Linked DNA regions of Homo sapiens: all the other regions are linked to region 5. The links are chromatin contacts, found by Hi-C or POLR2A ChIA-PET in ENCODE. All regions are on one chromosome and are shown on one strand. Each heading gives the region's core, a stretch centred on a gene start or an enhancer-like site at or near the end of the contact. The rest is flanking DNA. Distances are from core to core; before and after follow the strand shown. Region 1 holds the start of COQ5 (coenzyme Q5, methyltransferase). Region 2 holds the start of SIRT4 (sirtuin 4). Region 3 holds the start of KMT5A (lysine methyltransferase 5A). Region 4 holds the start of SBNO1-AS1 (SBNO1 antisense RNA 1). Region 5 holds the start of DIABLO (diablo IAP-binding mitochondrial protein). Region 6 holds the start of ZNF664-RFLNA (ZNF664-RFLNA readthrough).

What was found. Hi-C counts contacts between places; a loop is a spot of excess contacts on that map. ChIA-PET counts read pairs that join two places held with the same protein, here RNA polymerase II (POLR2A). Pooled maps may share reads with other maps.
Region 1: a loop to region 5 is called in a map of CD8-positive, alpha-beta T cell, with 8 times the contacts of the local background. The contact joins the promoter of COQ5 here to the promoter of DIABLO in region 5. A Hi-C loop is called at or near these places in 1 of 168 maps with a recorded cell type or tissue (CD8-positive, alpha-beta T cell) and 5 of 50 pooled maps. POLR2A ChIA-PET finds 5 or more read pairs at or near these places in 1 of 52 experiments (activated T-cell).
Region 2: a loop to region 5 is called in a pooled map, with 6 times the contacts of the local background. The contact joins the promoter of SIRT4 here to the promoter of DIABLO in region 5. A Hi-C loop is called at or near these places in 10 of 50 pooled maps. POLR2A ChIA-PET finds 5 or more read pairs at or near these places in 3 of 52 experiments (CD4-positive, alpha-beta T cell, activated B cell and activated CD4-positive, alpha-beta T cell).
Region 3: a pooled map shows a loop between it and region 5 (17-fold over the local background). The contact joins the promoter of KMT5A here to the promoter of DIABLO in region 5. A Hi-C loop is called at or near these places in 7 of 50 pooled maps. POLR2A ChIA-PET finds 5 or more read pairs at or near these places in 2 of 52 experiments (CD8-positive, alpha-beta T cell and MCF 10A).
Region 4: a map of CD8-positive, alpha-beta T cell shows a loop between it and region 5 (13-fold over the local background). The contact joins the promoter of SBNO1-AS1 here to the promoter of DIABLO in region 5. A Hi-C loop is called at or near these places in 1 of 168 maps with a recorded cell type or tissue (CD8-positive, alpha-beta T cell), 3 of 37 single-sample maps with no recorded cell type and 12 of 50 pooled maps. POLR2A ChIA-PET finds 5 or more read pairs at or near these places in 4 of 52 experiments (CD4-positive, alpha-beta T cell, MCF 10A, WTC11 and 1 more).
Region 6: a map of CD8-positive, alpha-beta T cell shows a loop between it and region 5 (24-fold over the local background). The contact joins the promoter of ZNF664-RFLNA here to the promoter of DIABLO in region 5. A Hi-C loop is called at or near these places in 3 of 168 maps with a recorded cell type or tissue (CD4-positive, alpha-beta T cell, CD8-positive, alpha-beta T cell and ascending aorta) and 10 of 50 pooled maps.

The regions. Positions count from the first base shown.
Region 1 is chr12:120,526,666-120,530,513 of GRCh38, forward strand. COQ5 (coenzyme Q5, methyltransferase) reads right to left here and starts at 2,493. Exons shown (of 7, transcript NM_032314.4): 1 at 2,275-2,493. The coding sequence starts at 2,476. RefSeq lists enhancers at 1,483-2,253, 2,254-3,023, 2,370-2,829.
Region 2 is chr12:120,300,023-120,303,998 of GRCh38, forward strand. It overlaps SIRT4 (sirtuin 4), which reads left to right and starts at 2,299. Exons shown (of 4, transcript NM_012240.3): 1 at 2,299-2,356; 2 at 3,539-3,976. The coding sequence starts at 3,540.
Region 3 is chr12:123,381,250-123,385,460 of GRCh38, forward strand. KMT5A (lysine methyltransferase 5A) reads left to right here and starts at 2,883. Exons shown (of 8, transcript NM_020382.7): 1 at 2,883-2,959. The coding sequence starts at 2,950. RefSeq lists silencers at 1,854-2,076, 3,004-3,173 and enhancers at 2,041-2,771, 2,294-2,513, 3,354-3,513.
Region 4 is chr12:123,362,813-123,366,527 of GRCh38, forward strand. It overlaps SBNO1-AS1 (SBNO1 antisense RNA 1), which reads left to right and starts at 2,136. Exons shown (of 2, transcript NR_157806.1): 1 at 2,136-2,303; 2 at 2,713-2,992. SBNO1 (strawberry notch homolog 1) reads right to left here and starts at 2,035. Exons shown (of 32, transcript NM_001167856.3): 1 at 1,889-2,035. It overlaps MIR8072 (microRNA 8072), which reads right to left and starts at 2,031; the gene lies at 1,952-2,031. RefSeq lists enhancers at 701-1,419, 1,076-1,125, 2,586-2,795 and silencers at 1,606-1,715, 1,756-1,835, 1,946-2,185, 2,316-2,415.
Region 5 is chr12:122,223,529-122,227,458 of GRCh38, forward strand. It overlaps DIABLO (diablo IAP-binding mitochondrial protein), which reads right to left and starts at 2,524. Exons shown (of 6, transcript NM_001371333.1): 1 at 2,437-2,524; 2 at 984-1,116. The coding sequence starts at 2,486. It overlaps LOC128125816, which reads right to left and starts at 3,036. Exons shown (of 1, transcript NM_001414998.1): 1 at 2,902-3,036. The coding sequence starts at 3,036. The coding sequence ends at 2,902. It overlaps LOC101593348 (a long non-coding RNA gene), which reads left to right and starts at 2,914. Exons shown (of 1, transcript NR_103497.1): 1 at 2,914-3,930. RefSeq lists enhancers at 926-1,831, 2,241-2,290, 2,301-2,540, 2,594-2,888, 2,838-3,669 and 1 more and a silencer at 2,831-2,970.
Region 6 is chr12:123,971,081-123,975,080 of GRCh38, forward strand. It overlaps ZNF664-RFLNA (ZNF664-RFLNA readthrough), which reads left to right and starts at 2,135. Exons shown (of 5, transcript NM_001347902.2): 1 at 2,135-2,223; 2 at 2,806-2,940. It overlaps CCDC92 (coiled-coil domain containing 92), which reads right to left and starts at 1,751. Exons shown (of 5, transcript NM_025140.3): 1 at 1,449-1,751. It overlaps ZNF664 (zinc finger protein 664), which reads left to right and starts at 2,135. Exons shown (of 5, transcript NM_152437.3): 1 at 2,135-2,272; 2 at 2,806-2,940. RefSeq lists enhancers at 498-1,235, 1,236-1,973 and silencers at 1,194-1,313, 1,344-2,213, 2,284-2,363, 2,474-2,703.

The DNA.
Region 1 (3,848 bases), core at 1,243-3,742, 1.7 Mb before region 5:
GGTGGCAAATAGTGCTCAAACTACTCTTGGCAATTTTTTTTTTTTTTTTTTTTTTTTTTTTTTTTTTGAGACAGAGTCTTGCTCTGTCGCCCAGGCTGGAGTGTAGTGGCAGGATCTCGGCTCACTGCAAGCTCCTCCTCCCGGGTTCATGCCATTCTCCTGCCTCAGCCTCCGGAGTAGCTGGGACTACAGGCGCCCGCCACCATGCCCGGCTAATTTTTTTGTATTTTTAGTAGAGACGGAGTTTCACCGTGTTAGCCAGGATGGTCTCAATCTCCTGACCTCATGATCCACCCGCCTCGGCCTCTCAAAGTGCTGGGATTACAGGCGTGAGCCACTGCGCCCAGCCTACTCTTGGCAATTTTTTTACAAGGAAATAAAAGAATTTAATTCTCAAGGTTTCTAATTTTTTATTAGAATTTTTTTTCTTTGTTTTTGAGACAGTCTCACTGTGTCGCCCAGGCTAGAGTGCAGTGGCACAATCTCAGATCACTGCAACGTCCACCTCCCAGGTTCAAGAAATTTGCCTGCCTCAGCCTCCTAATTAGCTGTGATTACAGGCGTGCGTCACCATGCTTGGCTAATTTTTTTTGTATTTTTAGTAGAGATGAGGTTTCACCACGTTGGCCAGGCTGGTCTCGAACTCCTGACTTCAAGTGCCTACCTCGGCCTCCCAAAGTGCTGGGATTACAGGTGTGAACCATCGCACCTGGCTGTAAATAAATATCAACTTCAGTATATATTTTTTCATTTCACTATACATTTATAACTGACAGGGTTTTTGATGGTTGATAATTTTTAAAGGTCATAAAACAATTCTAATTTTTCCCATTGATTAAGGTCATTGTGTATGACTTCAGCTTGCACATTTTCACAGTCTTGCATTACTGTGCACAGCGAGGACTGTCTGTACTGCAATCTCAGTCCCCAATCTGGAATTCATATTTAGTTCAGTAGTTAACTTCTTCCTTGCTTGCCACTGTGTGAAATGTTGATTATACATTGATTATACATTGTAAAATGTTGATTATACATTGGCCGGTGTGGTGGCTCATGCCTGTAATCCCAGCACTTTGGGAGGCCGAGGCAGGTGGATCACGAGGTCAGGAGATCCAGACCATCCTGGCTAACATGGTGAAACCCTGTCTGTACTAAAAAAAAAATACAAAAAATTAGCCGGGCATGGTGGCGGGCCCCTGTAGTCCCAGCTACTCGGGAGGCTGAGGCAGGAGAATGGCGTGAAGCCAGGAGGCGGAGCTTGCAGTGAGCCGAGATCGCGCCACTGCCTTCCAGCCTGGGGGTGACAGAGAGAGACTCAGTCTCAAAAAAAAAAAAAAAAAAAAAAAAAAAAAAAAAAGAAACCCCGTCTCTACTGAAAATACAAAAATTAGCAGGGCACAGTGGCAGATGCCTGTAATCCCAGCTACTCAGGAGGCTGAGGCAGGAGGATCGCTTGAACCTAGGAGGCTGAGGTTGCAGTGAGCCCATATTGCGCCATTGCACTCCAGCCTGGGCAACAAGAGCGAAACTCCGTCTCAAAATAAATAAATAAATAAATAAATAAATAAAAACAACCAAAAAAACCCCTATTTTTCTCTAGAGGTAAAGAACGGGGGCTTCAGACTCAGATTAAACTGGGTTTGAATACTGGTTCCGCCACTTACTGATATGTTCAACTGGGCAACTTCTTGCTTAACCTTTAAGTCTCAATTTCCTCACGTGTAATATGGTAATAACAATACCCACTACTGGAATGTTGAAAATGAGAATTGAAAATAATGTCTGTACGTTGCCTGGCACATCACAAACGCTCAGTTGATGGGATTTAGTCATCAGTATTCTGCTTTTAAAAAGGGGGCGTCTGGCTGGGCGCGGTGGCTCACGCCTGTAATCCCAGCACTTTGGGAGGCCGAGGCAGGCGAATCACCTGAGGTCAGGAGTTCGAGACCAGCCTGGTGAAACCCCATCTCTAGTAAGAATACAAAAAAGTTAGCCGGGCGTGCTGGCGGGCGCCTGTAATCCCAGCTACTCGGGAAGCTGAGGCAGGAGAATCGCTTGAACCCGGGAGGCGGAGGTTGCAGTGAGCCAAGATCGGACCATTGCACTCCAGTGTGGGCAACAAGAGCGAAATTCTGTCTCCAAAAAAAAAAAAAATCATAACTGCACAGACAACAACACTGGAACTAATTGGATGTTAAATCAACCCTAACTGGCCAGAAGAAACCAGACCATGGACGGTCAGATCCCTCCCATCCGCCCTCTCGCCCCTTTCACCTTTGCCCCCCTTCTCCTCTTCCGACACAGTCTCAAACCCAAAGTGCGTTTCCGCTGCCCGCTTCTCTTGGGACAAGAGCCGAGCACTTAGTAGGTCCCCGGGCCAAGAGCTACGAAGCCCGAGGAGCTGGCAGCCCCGCATCGCCCGCGACCACCCACGGCCGCAATAGCTCCATAGAGCACAGCTCCCGGGGGCCGCCATCTTGGTAGTCGAGTGACAACGGCCAGAGAGTACGCCTTGTTGCGTCACTCCACGAACGACGGCGGCTGGCCGGCAACATTATTAGCCGAACGCGCCCTGAAATCTGATACACAGTTGTGCCGGCATTATCTCTAGGATCCAAAGGGTGGTCTCTAAGTATCGGAAATCCCTTCCTCTCTCTCTTCTCAAATTGAATTTACAATTCACCAGGAATCAGGGGATCTCAGGGGAGCCCCGGGTCACCTCTTAGCGGCCATGTCTCTGAATCCGGCTAGGCAGAAAAGTACTAACTCGCAAGATATCCAGGAACTCTTGTTGTCTTGTGCAGAAGGGGGAAATTGAGGCATGGTGTGGTTAAAAAGCCAAGATCACGGGCCAATTCCTGCACACTTTGTTGAGCGTAAGAATCACTTGGTTTACGTTTTAAAATGAAGATTCCTGGGTCCCCAACTACCAGAGATTTTGATCTGACCTATATCCCTTTAATCTCTATTTAAACAAATTTCTCTGGCGATTCTGATGCTAAAGATGCAGACCATTCTTGAGAAACATATGTTACACTACTCTGAAAAATAAACATAGGACAGACTTCTTTGTTCTGTCCGTTTTATGAACCTAGGAAGCTCATAAATGGGAACGAAAGCTCTGGTATCCACTTAGCAAGCCAGAACCACCACTCACACTTGGTCTCCTGCTGACACAAAGCTACATTCCTAGCTCCAGGTGGCATGTCATGGGTGTTTTACTTCAGCCCCAGATTTTCAGTCTTTTTTTAATGGCAAGGGTAATGCAGACCGTCTTGTGCAAAATAAAGAACGGACGTTGTTGAGTTTTGCTTGGATTACTGTATGTTTCTGCTTTCATTCCATTTTAAATGTATGTTTCCTGTAAATATTTCACGAGGAGAAAGCGCCAATAGAAGAAACTGTTTTGAAATGAAAATTCTCTTCCTGGTTTAATATAGCCTGACAGATGGACACCTAACCGCTTTCGTTTGGGAAGTACTGCGCTGGGATTTCTGTTTCTTTCTCTTTTATTTTAAGAATGATAGAAGGTCCTCGTTGGTATAGTGATGAGAAAAAAAAAAGGAAGGATACAAGGGCGAAATGATTCATCCATGTATTCATAATTCTCATGTCTTTGTTAAAAGAAATTAAGTGGCTGGGTGCGGTGGCTCACGCCTGTAATCCCAACACTTTGGGAGCCCGAGGTGGGCGGATTGCATGAGGTCAGGAGTTCGAGACCAGCATGGCTAACATGGTGAAACCCCGTCTCTACTAAAATACAAAAATCAGCCAGGCATGGTGGTGCACACCTGTAGTCCCAGCTATTCAGGAGGTTGAAGCAGGAGAATCCCTTCAACCCAGGAGTC
Region 2 (3,976 bases), core at 1,049-3,548, 1.9 Mb before region 5:
ACCTGTAATCCCAGCACTTTGGGAGGCCAAAGCAAGAGCTTTCCTTGAGTTCAGGAGTTTGAGACCAGCCTGAGCAACATAGTGAGACCGTGTCTCGACAAAAATAAAAAATAACAAAATTTAGCTGGGCGTGGTGGTGGATGCCTGTGATCTCAGCTACTCGAGAGGATGAGGTTGGAGGATCCCTTGGGCCTGGGAAGTAGAAACTGCAGTGAGCTGTGATGTCACAACTGCACTCCAGCCTGGGTGACAGAACGAGACCCTGTCTCAAAAAAAAGAAAAAAAAAAAGCAGAAATGGGCAAACTACTAAATGGTCATTTTGCCAATATTACCTCCAAAGATACAATGATAGAACCAAAAACCTAAAAACTCTTTCTCAAGCTTCCACATTACTTCTCTGCACTTCAGTTCATCTTTATTTATTATTATTATTTTTTGAAGAGATGGGATCTCACTTTGTCACCCAGGCTGAAGTGCAGTCGCACAATTATGGCTCACTGCAGCCTCGATCTCCTGGGCTCAAAGTGATCCTCCCACCTGAGCCTCTTGAGTAGCTGGGACTACAGGCACACACCACCACACCCCGCTAATTTTGTTTATTTTTTGTAGTGAGTGGGTCTCACTATGTTGCCCAAGCTGGTCTTGAACTTTTGGGCTCAAGTGATCCTCCTGCCTTGGCCTCCCAAAGTGTTGGTATTACAGGTGGGAACCACTGCACTCAGCCCAATTCATCTTAAAATGGGGGAAGGGAGTCCTTAGGTGGTCTTCAAGGTCCCTGCTGGCCGCCCACCTTTATGTCCAAAGACACTTATACATTTATTGATTTAGGTGATGCTGCAGAGCGGCAGTTCTGGTTGTCTACACATTAGGAACAATTAGGAAATTTGTAGATCAGAATCCCTGGGAGTGAGACGCAGGCCTTGTTTGATTAACTTAATAAAAAAAATATGATAAATAAAATTGGAGAAGCCAAGCAGGTTAAGTACATTAGTCCAGGTATAATATATTTGGCTTCATATTAACTGTAAAAACATCACTTTTGGCTGGGCACAGTGGCTTACGCCTGTAATCCCAGTACTTTGGGAGGCTAGGGTGGGCAGATCACGAGGTCAGGAGATCAAGACCATCCTGGCTAACATGGTGAAACCTTGTCTCTACTAAAAATAAAAAAATTAACCGGGCGTAGTGGCATGCGCCCATAATCCCTGCTACTCAGGAGGCTGAGGCAGGAGAATTGCTTGAACCCGGGAGGCGGAGGTTGCAGTGAGCCGAAATGGCACCATTGCACTCCAGCCTGGGCAACAGAGCGAGACTCCGTCTCAAAAACAAACAAACAAACAACAACAACAACAACAACAAACTATCACTTTTTCAGATATGTATAAACACATTTCTTCACAAGTTCAAGGTATTTTACCAATAGCAAATAACTTGATACTGTCGTTGTGAATGAAAAGGATCACAAACTCTGATGTTTAGAATGAGTCAAATCTAGGCCGGGAACAGTGGCTCAGGCCTGTAATCCCAGCATTTTGGGGGGCCGAGGTTGGCGGATCACCTGAGGTCGGGAGTTCGAGACCAGCCTGGCCAACATGGTGAAACTCTGTCTCTACTAAAAATACAAAAACTTTAAAAAAAAGTCAAATCTAGATCCATGATTAATGACGTGCTCATTTCACATTGCATGTTTGTATCAAAACATCTCATGTGGGTAAAGCATAGACAGGCACAGAGAAAAGAAAAAAAGACAAAAAATAAGAGAAAAGATGGCCGGGCGCAGTGGCTCACGCCTATAATCCCAGCACTTTGGGAGGTCAAGGCGTGCGGATCACCTGAGGTTAGGAGTTCAAGACGAGCCTGGCCAACATGGCGAAACCCCCGTCTCTACTAAAAATACAAAAATAATCCCAGCTACTCGGGAGGCTGAGGCAGGAGAATCGGTTGAACCCGGGAGAGGGAGGTTGCAGTGAGCCGAGATCGTGCCACTGCACTCCAGACTGGAGTTTTTTCAAAAAAAAAAAACAACAACTCCGTCTTAAAAAAAAAAAAGAAAAAAGAAAAAAAATCTTATGTACACTATAAATATATACACCTACTAAGTGCCCACAGAAATTGAAAACAAAGAAAAAAATCCATGATTAAAAGCTTTTATATTAACGGGGGAACCTCTGACCAGAAAGAGCCGACAGGGGGCGTTCCTGGATGATCTGGGGCTGTCAATTGCGAGACGCGGAGGATTGTGGGACTTGTGGTTTTTCTCGCATCATTTAAGCTTTCTGGACTACATGTCCCAAAATGCAAATGCAATCAGACGGTCCCACTGTGGGGTGTGAAGTGTCCGTAGAGCTGTGAGAGGTAAGTGTGTTCTGTGTGTGCTGCGGATTTCTAGAAGTTGTGGATTTCTTGTGAGGGATTCTATTTCTCCTCTTTGCCCTCGGTGGGACCTGGAAGAGAGTAGTTGTTCCACTGATGCACGTTTTCAGCGGGGGTTTCCCCTGACCCTTTGGTCTCGGGAAACCGGACTGTGTGTTTGTTCAGCTGTTCACGTTTTGCTGTGGAATGTCAAGGAGAAAGCGGGGTCCTGATCTCAGATCTGGAAAGCCAAACATAAAATAATGTTTACATACGGGGTGCATGTCACTAGAGGATTTATGCATTGCATTGTGTCAAATAATATGTCAAAGTTTTTTCTTTTTCTTTTTTTTTTTTTTTTTGATACGGAGTCTTGCTTCTTCGCCCAGGCTGGAGTGCAACGGCGCGATCTCGGCTCACTGCAACCTCCGCCTCCCGGGTTCAAGCAATTCTCCTGCCTCAGCCTCCCTAGTAGCTGGGATTACGGGCACGTGCCACAATGCCCGGCTAATTTTTTTTGTATTTTTAGTAGAGTCGGGGTTTCACCATGTTGGCCAGGCATGTCTCGAACTCCTGATCTCAAGTGATCTGCCTGCGTCGGCCTCCCAAAGTGCTGGGATTTCAGACGTGAGCCACCGCACCCGGCCCTCTATTGTTACAGCTAGAAAAGCTGACGGGCAGGGGTCTTGTCTCTCTGATGTGTCCAAGTAGCAGAGCTTGCAGTGGAGGGTAAACTAAAATAAGGGGGAAATGAAAAAATAAAAGGAATGCGTGTGTGTGCTTAATTACATGAACAAAATCAAACAAAACCTGACTCATTAGGGCCAGACTCAGAGGCTCACACCTGTAATTCCAGCACGTTGGGAGGCCGAGGCGGGCAGATCACTAGAGCTCAGGAGTTCGAGACTAGCCTGGCCAACATGGTGAAACCCTGCCTCTACTAAAAATACAATAATTAGCCGGGCATGGTGGCCATGTAGTCCCAGCTATTCTGGAGGCTGAGGCAGGAGAATCACTTGAACCCGGGAGGCGGCGGTTACAGTGAGCCAAGATCATGCCACTGTACTCTAGCCTGGGCAACAGAGGGAGACTCTGTCTCAAAAAACAAAACGAAAACAAACAAACAAAAAATGAGAAAAAAAAAAAACCACCCCAGTTTCTCACATGAGGCTTCTTTTTCTCTAGAATGAAGATGAGCTTTGCGTTGACTTTCAGGTCAGCAAAAGGCCGTTGGATCGCAAACCCCAGCCAGCCGTGCTCGAAAGCCTCCATTGGGTTATTTGTGCCAGCAAGTCCTCCTCTGGACCCTGAGAAGGTCAAAGAGTTACAGCGCTTCATCACCCTTTCCAAGAGACTCCTTGTGATGACTGGGGCAGGAATCTCCACCGAATCGGGGATACCAGACTACAGGTCAGAAAAAGTGGGGCTTTATGCCCGCACTGACCGCAGGCCCATCCAGCATGGTGATTTTGTCCGGAGTGCCCCAATCCGCCAGCGGTACTGGGCGAGAAACTTCGTAGGCTGGCCTCAATTCTCCTCCCACCAGCCTAACCCTGCACACTGGGCTTTGAGCACCTGGGAGAAACTCGGAAAGCTGTACTGGTTGGTGACCCAAAATGTGGA
Region 3 (4,211 bases), core at 1,633-4,132, 1.2 Mb after region 5:
TAATCCCAGCACTTTGGGAGGCTGAGGCCGTCATATCAATTGAGGTTAGGAGTTCGAATCCAGCCTGGCCAACATGGTGAAACCCCATCTCTACTAAAAATACAAAAATTAGCCAGCCATGGTAGTGGGCGCCTATAATTCCAGCTACTCAGAATGCTGAGGCAGGAGAATTGCTTGAGCCCAGGAGGCAGATGTTGCAGTGAGCCGAGATCAAACCACTGCACTCCAGCCTAGGGAGACAGAGAGAGACTCCGTCTCAAGAAAAATAAAAATAAATAAACAAAATGATCTTTTTTTTCTTTTTTCTCTTTTTTTTTTTTTGAGATGGAGTCTCTCTTTGTCGCCTAGGCTGGAGTGCAGTGGCGTGATCTCGGCTCACTGCAAGCTCTGCCTCAGCCTCCCGAGTAGCTGGGACTCCAGGTGCCTGCCACCACGCCCGGCTAATTTTTTTTTTTTTGTATTTTTAGTAGAGATGGGGTTTCACCGTGTTAGCCAGGATGGTCTCGATCTTCTGACCTGGTGATCCGCCCACCTCAGCCTCCCAAAGTGCTGGGATTACAGGTGTGAGTCACCACACCCAGCCTTAAAATTATCTTTTAAATAATGCCTTGTTTCTTCCCTAAAAGAATGCAGGGAAGGAGCTGTGTCTACTTTCCCTTCGGATCCTTGGGGGATCCAAAACAGCGGCAGGCATAGAGCTCAATAAATGTTGAAATAATCAATTTTGGAGAAAGCAAACACCTCTCTCTCTATATATATTTTTTGTTTGTTTGTTTGTTTGTTTTGAGACAGAGTCTCGCTCTGGTGCCCAGGCTGGATTGCAGTGGGACGATCTTGGCTCACTGCAACCTCTGCCTCCCGGGTTCAAGCACTTCTCCGCCTCAGCCTCCTGAGTAGTGAGATTACAGGCACGCACCACCACGCCTGGCTAATTTTTGTATTTTTAGTAGAAACGGGGTTTTCACCATGTTGGTCAGGCTGGTCTTGAATTCCTGACCTCGTGATCCACCTGCCTCGGCCTCCCAGAGTGCTGGGATTACAGGTGAGAGCCACTGCACACTGCCACACTTCCACATATTTATGGAAGCTGTAAGGCATGTTGGAGATTACGGCACCAGCTCCTTCATTTGACAGGTAGGGAAATGGAAGGCCAGAGAGCTGAACTGATGTGCCAAGTGACACAGTGACTTTGTGACAAAAGTGTCCTTTTCTACCTTTCCCAGTGCTTTCACATATATCATTTTATTTTCCTTTCCTATTTTCCTGGTGCTTTGGAAGAGTCTTTGGGCAATGGTTGGGTCTCCAAAACCTTTTCAATTACCAAAGAGACAGGATGGATTAGTGACCTCGTCCCACACCCCTGGGAGGGGCCCCAGGGAAGAGCAGTAGTAACTGGACGCCTTCCCTGAGTCCAAAGCAGACACTCCAGGACACCTGATTCTCTGGGAACATACTGACTGAGCCCCCTCTCTCAGAGGGGAACAGCGAATACTTGCTTCCCTCGGGATAAGGTAGCCATTTAGTGTTTGAACAGTGGAGAGACTGACCCAGGCCCTGCAATTACATTGCTGGGTGACCTTGGGCAGCGCGTAAGTGACCCGCTTCCTCTATTGCCCCATCTGTAAAATGGGTGGGTGTGAAGCATTAGGATCTTTGCGGTCCTGGAAGGACCTTCCCTACTGACCCAGTTAGTTGGTAGGAGTTGTGTCTGTGGGTTTTTTTTTTTTTCTTTTTTTGAGACGGAGTCTCGTTCTGTCGCCCAGGCTGGAGTGCAGCGGCGTGATCTCGGCTCACTGCAAGCTCTGTCTCCCGGGTTCACGCCATTGTCCTGCCTCGGCCTCCCAGGTAGCTGGGACTACAGGCGCCCGCCACCACGCCCGGCTCATTTTTTTTGTATTTTTAGTAGAGACGGGGTTTCACCGTGTTAGCCAGGATGGTCTCGATCTCCTGACCTCGTAATCCACCCGCCTCGGCCTCCCAAAGTGCTGAGATTACAGGCGTGAGCCACCGCGCCCGGCCGGGTTTTGAATACTGGAATATTCAATAAACCTTTTTTTTTTTTTTTTTTTTTGAGACAGTGTTTCGCTCTTGTTGCCCAGGCTGGAGTGCAATGGCGCGATCTCGGCTCACCGTAACCTCTGCCTCCCGAGTAGCTGGGATTACATGCTATTCTCCGGCCTCAGCCTCCCGAGTAGCTGGGATTACATGCATGCGATACCACGCCCGGCTAATTTTGTATTTTTAGTAGAGACTGGGTTTCTCTATATTGGTCAGGCTGGTCTCGAACCACGGACCTCAGGTGATCCGCCCGCCTCAGCCTCCCAAAGTGCTGGGATTACAGGCATGAGCCACCGCGCCCGGCCAAAACCTTTCAAACCTGAGAATGAATGGATCAAACTGCTGGAGAGGTCGGTGTGCTGGAGTTGCTAAACTGCTGGGAGACTCAGGTTTCCCAGCTCTTAAGGGAAGATCGAGGGGTCAAAGGTCGGGTTCCGGTCAAGCCCACAGAGAACCGGAAGTCCCAGATCCGGTCGGCTCGGAGCCCAGGGCTCCAGCCGGGCTACTCACGCTCCGGAGGCGGAGCTTCAGCAGCGGGAGGGGGAGGAATCTGGGGCCTCCCAATGGCAGCTCGGGTGTCTTCCATCGCAGCCATTCAACGTCTGGCGACGGTCAAATTTAAACACCCCTCCCACCTCCTCCGCCGGGACCTGTCGGGAAAGCGTTTGCAGTTATTGCGGCGGCTGGACACGCCCCGCCGCCGAAGAGGCGGGAGAAGGGCGGGGCCTTTCTCCGAGTTGGCCTATCACTACGGGCAGCCTGCGGAGAGGCGGGAGGCGGCGCCAATCGGGGCGAGCAGCTGGAGCCCGGCGGAGCAGTTGGCTGAGTTGTTGCAACTTTTTTCGAAAGCTGGGTTTCCCGGGAGATCCCAGGCGGTGACAGAGTGGAGCCATGGCTAGAGGTATTTGCCCAAGTGGCCGGCACCGGAGCGGCTGGGTCGGGGGTCGTGCTGGAGGGGTTGCCGGGGTGGAGGCAGCGGCTGCGGGGAGGCGTCCTCCTCGGGTGGCTCGGGGCAAGCTTGGGGACCCGCGTGGGGGGAGAGGGGGTGCTGCTGCGGAACCCGCCGGCCCCCCCTTGCGGCTCCAGATGCCCCCAGAAACCCTTCCCACTGCCGTGCTTCTGTTTCCCTTCTATGAAGTGAACACCTGCGGGCCTGCCTCTCCACGGCAGCAGATCCATATGTCAGAGCTCTTTGGAAACTAAAGCGCAGGGCACCTCCAGGGAATAGGTGTTATTGATAGAAGTGGGGCGGGGGCAGGAGTGAGGCTTCGCCCACTTTGGGGCCCTCTCTCTTTGGGAAAGGAGGTGATCCCGAGGCGAAGGCGCAGATCGATAACCTGCATATTGGGGTGCGCGTCAGGGTGGACACCGCAGCAGGCGCCTTTCCTCCCTCCCCACGTCCTGAGTCAGCTCTGCGCCGCTGGAGCGAAGGCCGGGCCCCGCTGGCCCACTTTGGGGTAAAACGGGTTCCTGGCATCTCGCGGGCGCGGTCGTTCGCCCCGCATCTGGTCAGGACTTCGCCCCCCGGTAGATGGCTTGGGTGGGCTTGTACAGCCCTGGGAGGCGATGCCCTGTCTGAAGTCCTCTGCATACTTAGTTGGCTGTCAGGACAGTGCCTCCCAGGTATGCGGCAAAGAGATCTCCAACCGCTTGGTCATTTCCAGCCACTGCGTCTCCTTCACGCCAAAGGGCCAAAAACTTGAGCGTGAAAGTTGAGTAGAATTAGTATTAAAAAAAAAAAAAAGTTTTGGTATTATATTTTTCTCAAAATTTCAAGGCTTCAAGTGTTAGTAGGAATTTGCTTTAGTGCAGTATGCTCCCTATAGCAATAATAATGAATAAAATAATGATTCATTCAGTAAATATCTATTGGGTCCCTTTGTTTTCAGGCCCTGAAGTCAGTTGCATCATCTATTCTCCTAGCATCCCTAGAGGTTCTTTTGGGATAAGACTTACCCAGAGCCTGATGAAAAAATGAGGCATAGTAAACTTCAGGTTAAAGAGCTTCATCACTCAACTCTTGGAGAAAATTAATACTAATATTTTTCCTTTGAAAAGTGTTAAGCATCTAAAAGTATATTTAACATTATCTGACTAATTTATCTGACAAATTTTAATAAAACTATGCTTCCTGGGTTCATTTTTCTCATCAC
Region 4 (3,715 bases), core at 886-3,385, 1.1 Mb after region 5:
CAATGGCTCATGCCTGTAATCCCACCACTTCGGGAAGCGGAGGCCAGAAGATTGCTTGAGGCCAGTAGCTGCCTCCCAACATGGTGAGACCCCCGCCTCTCAACAAAAAAATTAAAAAAAAAAAAATTAGCTGCTGTAGTGGTGCACATCTGTAGTCCCAGCTACTCCGGAGGCTGAAGTGGGACGATCGCTTGAGCCCAGGAGTTCAAGCTGCAGTGAGCTATGACCACGTCACTGCACTTCAGCTTGAGCAACAGAGTGGGACCCTGTCTCAAAAATTTAAAAATAGCATAAATATTCCAAACGCAATTATATGGAATAAGTTGGAATGGAAGATAAAAAGCAGAAGCCAGAGAAAAAAAGTAAAGTCGTCTCCCATCGGAAAAATTTTGGAAACAACTTCTTTAAAAGATGAGAGAAAATGTTCCCTTGCTTGCAAAATTAATGTCCCACTCAAGTCACCAGTAGGAAATTCTGCTATCTTCTGTGCAACGATGATAGCTTTCCCTACGCTTATGAAAATCAATTCTGATTGCTAGAAAATATGGTGGAAAATAGAATCCCTCTGTACTGTCAGCTCGCAGAATTATCTGAAAGTGTTAAGTCAATTCCTGCTAGGGCACTCCGGATGACAGTTCTCTGCACCCTTCTGGATGACTCTTTAGAAACCATATTCCATCCCTAATTCTGGCTGTCTAGAATATATGAAACATTTAACTCAACATAAAATGATAATAGCCAACTTTCAAAGGTCAAAGGGGACCAGTTTATAACCTTCCCTCAACACGTGTTCAGTACAAACTTCCGGGTGCACTTACAATTGGCTGCGCAATTCAATGGATAAAAACGTTGCTTTATTTGTCTCTCATTTTCTGGCCCGTTCTTTTCCCACGTTTCTCAACCAGCGACTCCCCAAAACAAAAGCCTCCCACAGTAAACCGAGCACGCACATAAAAAGAGCTTCTCTGTGCGAGGATCAAGTTAGTGGTCCGCAAACATTAACCAAACAGAAGCACAAAGCAGGGGTGGGAAGGGGAGGAGCTGGATGCCAGGGTCAGGAAAGAAACAATCAGAAGGGTTTAGGAACATCCAAATCTCCTCAGCGGTTAAACCGACCCCAAACCACTTCTGGGAAACCACCGGTATCCACTGCTTTGGGGAACTCTGGATGCTCGTTATGCCAAACGCTCTCAAAGTAAGCAAATCCCCAACTGCCGTTCCCCTCCATGGGTAATTCTTAGGGTCTGGGAGGTGAGCTCGCCCGCCGAGGCAGAACTAAGCGAGTCGCCTGGAGAGGCGTGAAGGGAGCCTGCACGTGTCCCCCGCGGCTTCCCCACCGCCCCAAGAGCGGGGCATGTACGAGACCGCGCTGTGGGGTTCAGATTTAGGAAGGACGACCGCGTCGCCTGCCTCCCTCCCTCGCCCAGAGCCGGGAGCAATGCTGGGGCACGAAAGAGGACTTGGGAAGGATCCGGTCCTTACTTTCCCCGCGGGTCCCGGACCCGCAGCCCCCGGGTTGTGAGGCGGAAGCCAAAGGGGCGAACCCAGCGGAGCCGGCGTGCACAGACCCTGCCCCGCGGTCCAAGAGGGGTGCCTCCGGCCCGGGACAGCGGGGCTCCCGGAGCCCGAAAGCCCCACGAGCGGCGACAGCGGGGCCCGGCGCTGACGAACAGAGGAAGCGAGTACAACGGAGCCGCCGTCGGGAACATGCCCCCGAGGGCCCCGGAGCGCGCGGCCGCGAGGAGCGGCAAGCGGCGAGGGAGGCCCCAAGCCGGGGCGAGGTGGCTGTCCCCCCAGCCTGGCCCCGCACGGCCCCCCGAGGGTGGGAGTGGGAGGCTGTCCGGGAGGGGGAGTGTGGAAGGAGAAAAGGGCCAAGGGAAGGACTTACTTTCCCCGCGGGACCCGGCGCCAGCACAGCTCCTCCCGGGAGGTGTGAGTTTGAAGGACCAGAGGCGACTGGAGCGGAGGCGGCGGTGGCGGCGGCAGCAGCGGCGTCCTGCTCTGCCTACCTCCCCGCCGCCATCTTGACGCCCCTCCCCCAGCCCCCCCGCCCCGCCGGGAGGGGCGGGGGAGGGGCAACGGATGAGGCGCCGCGCGCACGCAGCGCCCTCACGTGACTTCCTCCCTCCTCCCCCACCCGCCTCTCTGCGCCCCTCTCCGCCCCGCCTCCCTCCTAGGTGAAGGAAGATGATTTCCCCCCCATCTTGACCACCCCCCAGTCTTCGCCGCCAAAAACGGACTCCGCCGGCTATCCTCGGCCCGGTACCAGTTGTTGGATCCAAGAGAATTCCGGAACCCAAACGGTCCATTACCGCGGCTCTGGGGTGGGCGAGGGGTGAGGGGGCCGGGTTTCCGCGAAGGGGGAGGGGGAAGGCGAAGGCCACCTAGGAGAGTCACGTGACTACTGTTTCCGCCGGCGCTCACGGAGAGCTCGCGGTAATTCCGTTTCCCCGCCCTTTTTTCCCCGCGGCCTGTCGGGAAGAAGGTCCGCGTGCCAGGGCTATCGGGAGGTCGGCCGGAGGGCCGCGCGCATGCGCCCCGCGCCTGCTTTCAAACTCCGGTTAGGAAGGGCCTGGAGCTATTTTCAGAACCTGTTAGGGTGGGGAGCTACGGCCCAGGAAGTTACCTAGCAGCGTTTCTGTCACTTGGAAGATCTCTTCATTACCTAGTTAGTCCTAGAAACAAAATGTTTACATATTCATTGCTTGTTAGGCTCGCTCAAAGCACTTTATTGGCAGTGAAACCGCAAGTAACCCGGAGCCCTCGGCGCGACCACGGCTAGAATCAGAGCCTAAGGCGTGTGAGCTCAGCCATCCCACGTCTGTCTTCACGCTCATACGCAAGCCCGACACACCGGGGCTCCCACTTAATGAATACTGAAGAGTAGGGCTGTCCCTACCGCTTCTCACTTCCTTGTTTTCATCTTTTCGTTATTATTAAGCGACCTAACACAATAAACATATTACCTTGTTGGTAACCCTTTTGTAAAGTCATTCTGAAAGTGCTGTTTGACTCCGTTGCTTGGGTAATAAGCACGCCTGGGTGATTCTTGCCCCCTACTGGCTGCGCATCCTACAAGCCTAGTGCTGAAAGCAAACCAAGTAGCTGGAACAGTTGGAGGTTACAGTGTGAACTCTTCCAGAGACAAAGTATTCGGGGAAAGAAAGGAAAAAGTAGGCACAGAAAGAATAGGAAACTTCAGTGTTTGTACACATAGATATGTATTATATATCTATGTATACATTTATAAATATTTTTAAAGTGCTAACTAATCGCTTTACTAATTACATTATTTCATTTAATCCTCTCACACACATAGAAAAAAAACCTATAAAGACAAAAATAAAAAATATTTTAGGCCGGGCGCAGTGGCTCACGCCTGTAATCCCAGCACTTCGGGAGGCCGAGGTGGGCGGACCACCTGAGGTCAGGAGTTCGAGACCAGCCTGGCCAACATGGTGAAACCCCATCTCTGCTAAAAATACAAAATTTAGCTGGGGCTTGGTGGCGGGCACCTGTAATCCCAGCTACTCTGGAGGCTGAGGCAGGAGAATCGCTTGAACTCAAGAGACGGAGGTTGCAGTGAGCCGAGATCGTGCCATTGCACTGCAGCCTGGGCGACAGAGCGAGAATCCGACTCAAAAACAAAAAACAAAAAAAACCTTAGGCACAGGCCAGGTGTGGTGGCTCACGCCTGTAATCCCAACACTTTGGG
Region 5 (3,930 bases), core at 1,274-3,773:
TTATCAGTTAACTCTCTGGCTTCATCTATTACGGTCTCCCCCATTCGCCTCCAGACACATTAGCTCCATGCTCCTCAGACATACCAGGCATACTTCTGCTTCTAGGTCTTTGTCCTTCTGAGTTCCTTCTGCCTGGCAAGCTCCTCCCCGCACCAGATAGTATAATGGCTCTTTCAGAACATTCAGATCTCTACTTCGCCTTATCAGAGTAGCTTGACCACCTTTATCTAAAACAAAACTCCCTCCCAGAATTGCCTATTCACTTACCTCATTTGTTTTGTTTTGTTTTTGAGAAAAGGTCTTGCCCTGTCACCCAGGCTGGAGAGCAGTGGTGAGATCATAGCTCACTGCAGCCTCAAACTCCTGGGCTCAAGTGATCTTCCTGCCTCAGCCTCCTGAGTAGTTGCCACTAGAAGTGTGAGCCACCACACCCGGCTAAATTTTTCTGTTTTGTAGAGACAGAGTCTCCCTATGTTGACTAGGCTGGTCTCAAACTCCTGAGCTCAAGCCATCCTCCCACCTCAGCCTCCCAAAGCCCTGGGCATCAGCCACTGTGCCCGGCCCTGTTTTCTTCCCACCATTTATCACCAGCTGATATTTTATATTTTATCCTCTTTCATCTCCACAAAGCTTTTGTGAGAACAAGAATTTTTTGTTGTTCATTCTTACATTCTCAGTGTCTTGCACATAAAAGTTGCTCAATAAATTTCTGTTGAATCAAAGACTACTTTGTTGATAGACTGTAATATCCTCTTATTTCTCTCTACTCGCTTTATACAATTTGATGTGCTGTTCCTACCAAATGAGATAATCAAAATGAGAATATTAATATATCTGCTCAACTGTGAAAAGATGCCGGTACTGTGGGGGAAGGGATGGGAGCACTGGGAAAAACTATGGTAGCTTGTCTAATGCTTCACCGCCCACTTGAGACTTCAAGAGGACACGGTACACTAGATAAGAATCACTGCACACGACAGTACCTGTGCAATAGGAACCGCACACAGGGTTACTCCAAAGCCAATCGTCACAGTTTTGTGCCATGGTCTTATCAATTCTGAGAAACACCGCTTCTTAAAGTTAGCCACAACAGGAACACACAAACACTGTCTGTACCTGGAAGTAGAAGTCAGATTTCATAAGGCACGACCGCCAATCTGTAACAGGCTCTTGGATTTACTTGCAGGGGCTGTAAACTCAAACTCGAGCCAAGCAGGAACCTAAATGAGGATGCAGGACAGCTGAGGGGTTTTGAAATTTTCAACATACACCAAGTTTAAAATGTTGCCTCAGGCAGGGTGTTGGTGGCTCACGCCTGTAATCCTAGCACTTGGAAGGCCAAGGGCAAGGCGGGAGGATCACTTGAGCCCAGGAGTTCACGACCAGCCTGGGCAACATGGCTGGCAACATGACCCCGTGTCTATTAAAAAAAAATAAGTAAATAAAGGCCGAGGCGGGTGGATCACTTGAGGTCAGGAATTCGAAATCTGCCTGACCAACATGGTGAAACCCCATCTCTACTTAAAACACAAAAATTAGCCCGGAGTGGTGGCACGCTCCTGTAATCCCAGCTACTCGGGAGGCTGAGGCAGGAGAATCGCTTGAACCTGGGAGGCAGAGGTTGCAGTGAGCCGAGAGCGCCCCACTGCACTTCAGCCTGGGCAACAGAGCGAGACTGAGTCTCAAACAAAACAAAAAGAAAAAAAAAAATTAGCCGGGCGTGGTGGCGGGCGCCTGCAATCCCAGCTACTCGGGAGGCTGAGGCTGAGAATCGCTTGAAGCCGGGAGGCACAGGTTGCAGTGAGCTGAGATCTCGCCACTGCACTCCAGCCTGGGCGACAGAGGCAGATCTTGTCTCAAAAAAATTAAAATAAAATAAAATGTTGCCTTTAAACTTTTTAGAAACGGATGCCACAATAACCGCTCCTGCAGGCAGAATTTAGCTCTGGACCCCTGGCCTGGGTGCCAGTTGTGTGTGACGGTCCCGCTACAATCGCCCAGGAGCCTGCAGCGCTAGGTAGAGAGCCCTGCGCCAGCTCCCCCGGCCCCTTCTGCCCTCGGGAGGACGTCTTCAGACGCTCGTCTCCCTTCCCGGACTCCCCCCATGCCGTGTCCCTCCTCCTCTCCACGTCTCCTCAGGGACTTCGAGTGGCTGACGAGGGCTGGTCAGGAGGCGGAGCAGCCCCAAGAAGGCAGCCCGGGGTCTCGGGGACTCGTTTCTAGAAGATGGACGAACTGAAAAGGAAGCCGGGCTTGACCCAGGGGGCGGAGGCGGGGCTGTCCTCAGTCCTCCCGACCGGAGCGAGACGCCGCGACCCAGCTGGGCGGACGAGAGATGAGCGCGTAAGGAAGGCGGGCGCCGTGGGCCGGGCCACAGCGCTGTCCGCGTCGGTCCCTCCCTCTGGTCCTGTCCCCTCTACGCGGCCGCAGCGGTACCTGAAGAATGAAGTTACGCTGCGCGACAGCCAACTCTTCAGAGCCGCCATTGTGCAGCGCGCGGACGCCAGACGCACACGCCGGAAGTGACGCAGCTTCGTGAGCGCGGAGCGGGGCACGGCCTCCACCTGAGAGCGCCTCGCCCCATAGCCACGCCCCCACCCAAGGAAGCAGTCGGGATTGGGCAGGCAGGGGGAAAGGGGGCGAGGCTTAGGGCAAAGGCTGTAACGGCCGCGCAAGGCAACCAACCGCCGGAACTTCCGCGCGGGGCGGGGCATATGCAGGGCCTGAGGGCGCGGAGGTGGGTCCGGCGCGGAGCTGAGTCGGGCGCCGTGACGCTGGCGGGTGGGCGGGGACTCAGTTCGGGCCAGGGCTTGAAGGGAATTTCCTGGTGAGTTAGGGAGGCGGGGCCGGGCGGGAGGCGGGGCCGGGCGGGAGGCGGGGCCGGGCGCGGCGACGGCGCTGTCACTTCAGCACCAGGAAGTAAGTGGTCCAGCCGGCCAGCAGCAGCGCCCCGATGAGCACCGTGTAGCTGAGGAGCACGAAGGCGAGCAGCTCCCGCAGCAGCTGCAGCACGTGGACGGTGGACGAGGCCGGCATCGCGCTGCGCGGGAGCCCCAGGACGGTCGGCGGCCTGCCGGGCTGGCGCCGTCCCAGAGGGGCGGACGGGAACACACGAGGTCCTGGCCCTCGAAACAGCAAACGAAGGCCAGGAAGCCCACAGTGCCGACCTCCCCAACAGCCTCCTGGACGCTCGCTTCTCGGTTACACTGGAGAATCCTTCTCAACCCAAACTGCCCTCGTTCTTCGGCTCTGATCCGGGCTGAGGAGGCAGAAGCCCGGCTCTTCCCCGCGCCCCGCAGCTGCATGAGTTTTCCTCCCTGGCCCGCTCCTCCCACCACCTCCTGCATTTTTAATGCTGTGAGTGCCGCTAATGCGCTGGTGGAGTAAACCTTTCTTTTCCCGTCACTCAAGCTGCAGCCCCAGCTGCGGCCCTGGCTGGAAGGGGAAGGGGAGAGAGACCCATTTGGGCAGGAGGAAGGCACAGGCCCAAACCTGCTCTTCTGTGAGTCCCCTGGCCCCAAGGCTTGCCAGCAGCAGAGCTGGAGGATCTTTGCTTTGTGGTCCAGCATGCTTGCCTTCTGGCCAGCTGGGACTGCAGGGTGCCAGGTGGTGGGTGGGCATCAATCCGATCCTGGGCTCACCCCCGCCACCGTGCTCTGTGCATCTGCCCCAGCCCTGCTAACTTCCACCAGAGACGACATCAGACAGTAAGAACCCCACACCAGCTCATCAGACAGTAGGAACCCTACAACACCTCCAATGCTGCTTTGCCCAGCCACTCCCCACAGTGTCAGGCACTGGCTTCCTTCTCTCCCCACCTCACTTACTTGGCAAAGTTTCCACGAATCTTCCACCCTGAAGCTCCGCGGTTCTGTCTGCTCTGGTGCCCAAAGGTAGCTTGTGTGTATTCTGCGATCTCGGCAGAACTGA
Region 6 (4,000 bases), core at 885-3,384, 1.7 Mb after region 5:
TTTAAAATGTGTCACAGTAAAAATCTCACACAAATAATTGTCCTGTACTTTAGATCTTAAATGTACCTAAACTAAATTTACTGAGTAATTATAATACGCAGAGGAGTAACAAAACTATTTTAAGATTTTTCAGTGGTGTGTATGGATATGTACGCATACCCGTATATATAATCACGAGTTTTAAAGCCTTCTTCCAAGCATATTTCACATAAGATGAACAGTTAGCCAAAAGAATTACATACATTTCAAAACATCTTTGGAGGTAAAAGCCACTTTAAACGTTAGCATCTTTTTCCTTACAATGCAATAGCGAGAAAATGCATGGGAATTCTTGATGAGCAAAAAAAAAAAAAAAGAAAAGTCGTTTTATCAATACCAATGCTCTTTAAATAAATTTCAAACGTAAAAGTTTTAAAATGGCAATCCTAGTTTTAATACTCTTACAGGTTTCTGGAACTGCGTAATATGTTAAAGTATTACAGCGTGGTAGCTTGCATTTTGTTATAAAACCGACTACTGCAACCTAAGCTACAGAGCGCGGTTATATTTTCTCTCTGGCAGCCTAATTTTCCTTAGTGGACTAGATCGTACTGCTAAATACCAAAACTTGAAATGAAACAATACAGGTCAGCATGAAAACCTAAGTTAGAGAAACTCACTCGCCGTAGCAGACGGCAGCCCAGTAGCCAAGCCTGGAGCTCTGCTGCGTTTGTGCATTCTGCTCCGTTTCACGAATCACAGGCAAATCGTTACTCAGAGTAAACTAAAGCCGCATCAAAGCTTCAGGAAGGGGCTGGCAAGGTAGTGTACTTACGGAAAGGCTACCAGGACGGGAGGCGATACAACTTGTCAGGGAGGGTCTCTAAGGTTCCCCGGGTGGTAACAAGCATTTAAAAAGGCGATGTGGATTCAGACGGCCTCCTCCCCACAGCATCCCAGACAAAGCCGGGCTAGGCCCCGGGGCGCTCCTGGTGCACCTGCAATGCGGATCCCTCGCCCTGCGATCCCACCCCGGGGCAGACAGGAGCGCCCCGGGACCGGCCTCTCCTCCCCCTTGGCACTGGGGTGGGCGCGCGCCGCGGCCGGTCCGCACCCTGGACTGGAGCCCGGGCCGGGGAGCCCCCTCCCCAGAAAGGGCCGGCAGACCCCGCGGGGGCGGGCGCGGGGGTCGCCGAGCCTCAGGGACCCTCTTTCCCCGACTCCGCCGTCTCCCGAGTTGCCTTCGCCCGGGGCCACCCCTGCCCCTGGGGGAGCTAACGTGGCTCCCAAGCCCCGGAGGTGGGGCAGGAGGACCCCGTCCCCCGTCTCCCGGCGGGGAGGGTTTTTAAAGTCTTCGCCACGAACTCCCGTCCCTGCCCGGCCCCTCCGCCCCTGCCCGGCCCCTCCGCCCCCGCCGGCGCTGCCAGGTGAGCGGGGCCGGACTCGACACACCCCGGGCCCCGCCTCACCTGCGGGCGCCGCCGTCGCGTTCCTTCAGGCGGCTGCCCTCTTAGGCTCGGTCCTCCCGGCGGGCGGCGGTGGGGGCCCGTGGCCCATGGGCTGGGCGGGGCGCGGCGGGCGGGGCTGCCTGGGCTCGGGCGCTGCCCGGGCCGGGCCGCCGAGGGAGGTCAGTGGGCACCGCCCGCCCGGCGCATCTCGCCCGCTCCCACCCCAGCGCTAGCCGCGGTGCACCCTGGGAGCGGGGCCGGCGGCGAGGCCTGGCCGCGCTGACCCGGCGGGCTAGGCGCCGGCGCGGCGGCGGGCCTGTGTCTGCCGGGCTGGGCGGGGGCGGCGGGCCGATATTCACTTGGCGAGGCGGGGCTACGCCCCCTTCCGCCCGGCTGTGGCGGGGCAGGGGCGAAGGCCGAGGGGAAGGGAGGGTCGGGCCCGCGGGACGCAGGCGCACAGCTCAGGTGCGGCCGCACTGCGGTTGCCCTGGGTAACGCGGCCCGAGGGAGGGGGGGGCGCGGGGAGGAGCGAGGGAGGCGAGCGGGAGCGCGCGCGCCGGGCGCTGGGGTGGGGGATGGCCGGGCCCGACCGGGCCGGGGCTGGGGGGCGGGGGCGGAGGCGGGCGGTGGGGGCGCGGGCCGGGTGGCCGCGCATGCGTGCGGCCCCCGCTCCCCCGGGGCTTCCCCGGCCTCGTGCGTGCGCACGCGCGCTGTCCCCCGGAGGCGTCTGGGTGTGCGGAGCGCGCGCGCGCGCGGCTCGGAGGCGCACCTGTGAGGTGTCCCTGAGGAGAGGGAGGTGGGTGCGCGGCGCCCGCGGCCTGGGGCGCTGACTCCCCTCACTTGGAGTGAGTTCTCGGCGGCCGGGCTGCAGTCTTTCTTTCTTTCCCGGAGGGAGGCGGGGGCCGGGGGCCAGGGAGCGGGCTGGGGGTGGGAAGGAGGTGGAGTGGCTTAAAGAAAAGAAAAACAACCCATCCCGGAGGATGGGCCTCGGGATGGCGGGGAAGGTCAGAGCGGCTCCGCGCAGCCTGGCGGGTCCCGGGCTGAGAAGCCGCCCCTCGGGCCTCGGGCGGTCGGCCGCGGGCCCGCAGTGCGGGGGAGCGGGGCCGGGGGGCGCAGATGGCGGCCGGTGCGAGCGAGGGCTGGGCAGCGGGCAGGGCGAGGCCGGGCGAGGCCCCTCGGGAGCCGGACTCCCGAGCCAGGCTCCATTGTTGTTGGAGCCGAGGGAAGGGGGAGCGCTGCCGCCCTCGTCGCCCGTGGAGCCGCGTCTTGGAGCCCTTCCAGGCGGGTCCCGGGAGAGGCGGTCATGGCCGCGCCAGGGGACCGGGGAGCCGGGCGGCTGCGGAGGAGCCGGCTGCATGGGGTGCTGTGTGTTTTTCAGGGCGCCCTGCGTCCGGCAGAGGAGGCGAGCATCCCGCTCAGGTGATGAGGAACCCCTCGCGCACCCAGCGCAGAAGGCTGCTGCCGCCGGACGCCTCCATTGTTTGACCACAACAAGGGCCGGATTCTCACCCAGGTAAACCGGCTGCCGGCGCTGTCCACTTCCCTCTGACTCCCGCCTCCGCAGGCGTTCTCACCCCTTCCAGGACTCGACTGCAGTTTTCTCACTGTCCCCGGCTTCTCATGAACTCCGTATACCCCCTCCCAGACATTTTCCCGTCCGGATCCATCTCTCCGCCACATCACCTCTCATTTCCCCCAGAACTCAGCTCCTTTGTGAAACCTTTCTTGCCGAACTCTAACAACTAAATCTCCCCGGGAGCCTGCTCCGAACTGAACTGTTCTGGTTGCTAGATTGCTTACGGGCTGTCTTATTGCAACAAAGGAGACCAGATACCGAAAAAAGATTTCTGAGCTATTGCCTTCTTCAAGGAACGTTTTCTGATATTTACAGTTTATTGTTTTCACAGGCTGGAACGGTTTTTAGGCATTTTGGCTTCTTATTTAGAGAGGGCTCCTATTTCCTTCATAGACGCATAGTTTTTTAGAGCAGGAAATTGACCTTGTTCAACCCGCAGGTTAATTAAAAATTTAAAAATTAATTCTAAATTAGCAGAGTAGTACATTTTCTTTGTAAAAACAGCATATCACAGAGATGGCATTTTGTCTTTGACTATCAACCTCTGTCTTCAGGGATGCCGACTATTATGTGTGTGGTGTTTATCCTTCTAGATCTTTTGGAGTACTTTTACGTGTGTGCACTTAACATCATTTTTGACTGCTTTAACAAGGACTGTTGCACCGTAACTTTCAATGTTAGCATGTAATGCTTCAAGTCATTTTTTAACAACTGCTGCACCATGTTCCATAGTTTCAGTATATCATGGTTTAGCCATTTCCCAAATTGATAGCAGTTTAAGTTTTAACTTTAAAACAGCTTTTTTGCTGGTGGTGGTTCTCTGATGAGATGAAATTTCGGTGATAGGAGCACAGATCTACGCTAATTATCGAGATTCGGCATTTATGATGAAGTTCTCTTTTGGTTAAGAAATTGATATGTGGAAGCAGCCACCCCTCCCCTATGGTAGTTCTGACTCTAGCAGTTAGAAGTTGTGTGACCTTGGGGAGGACATTGA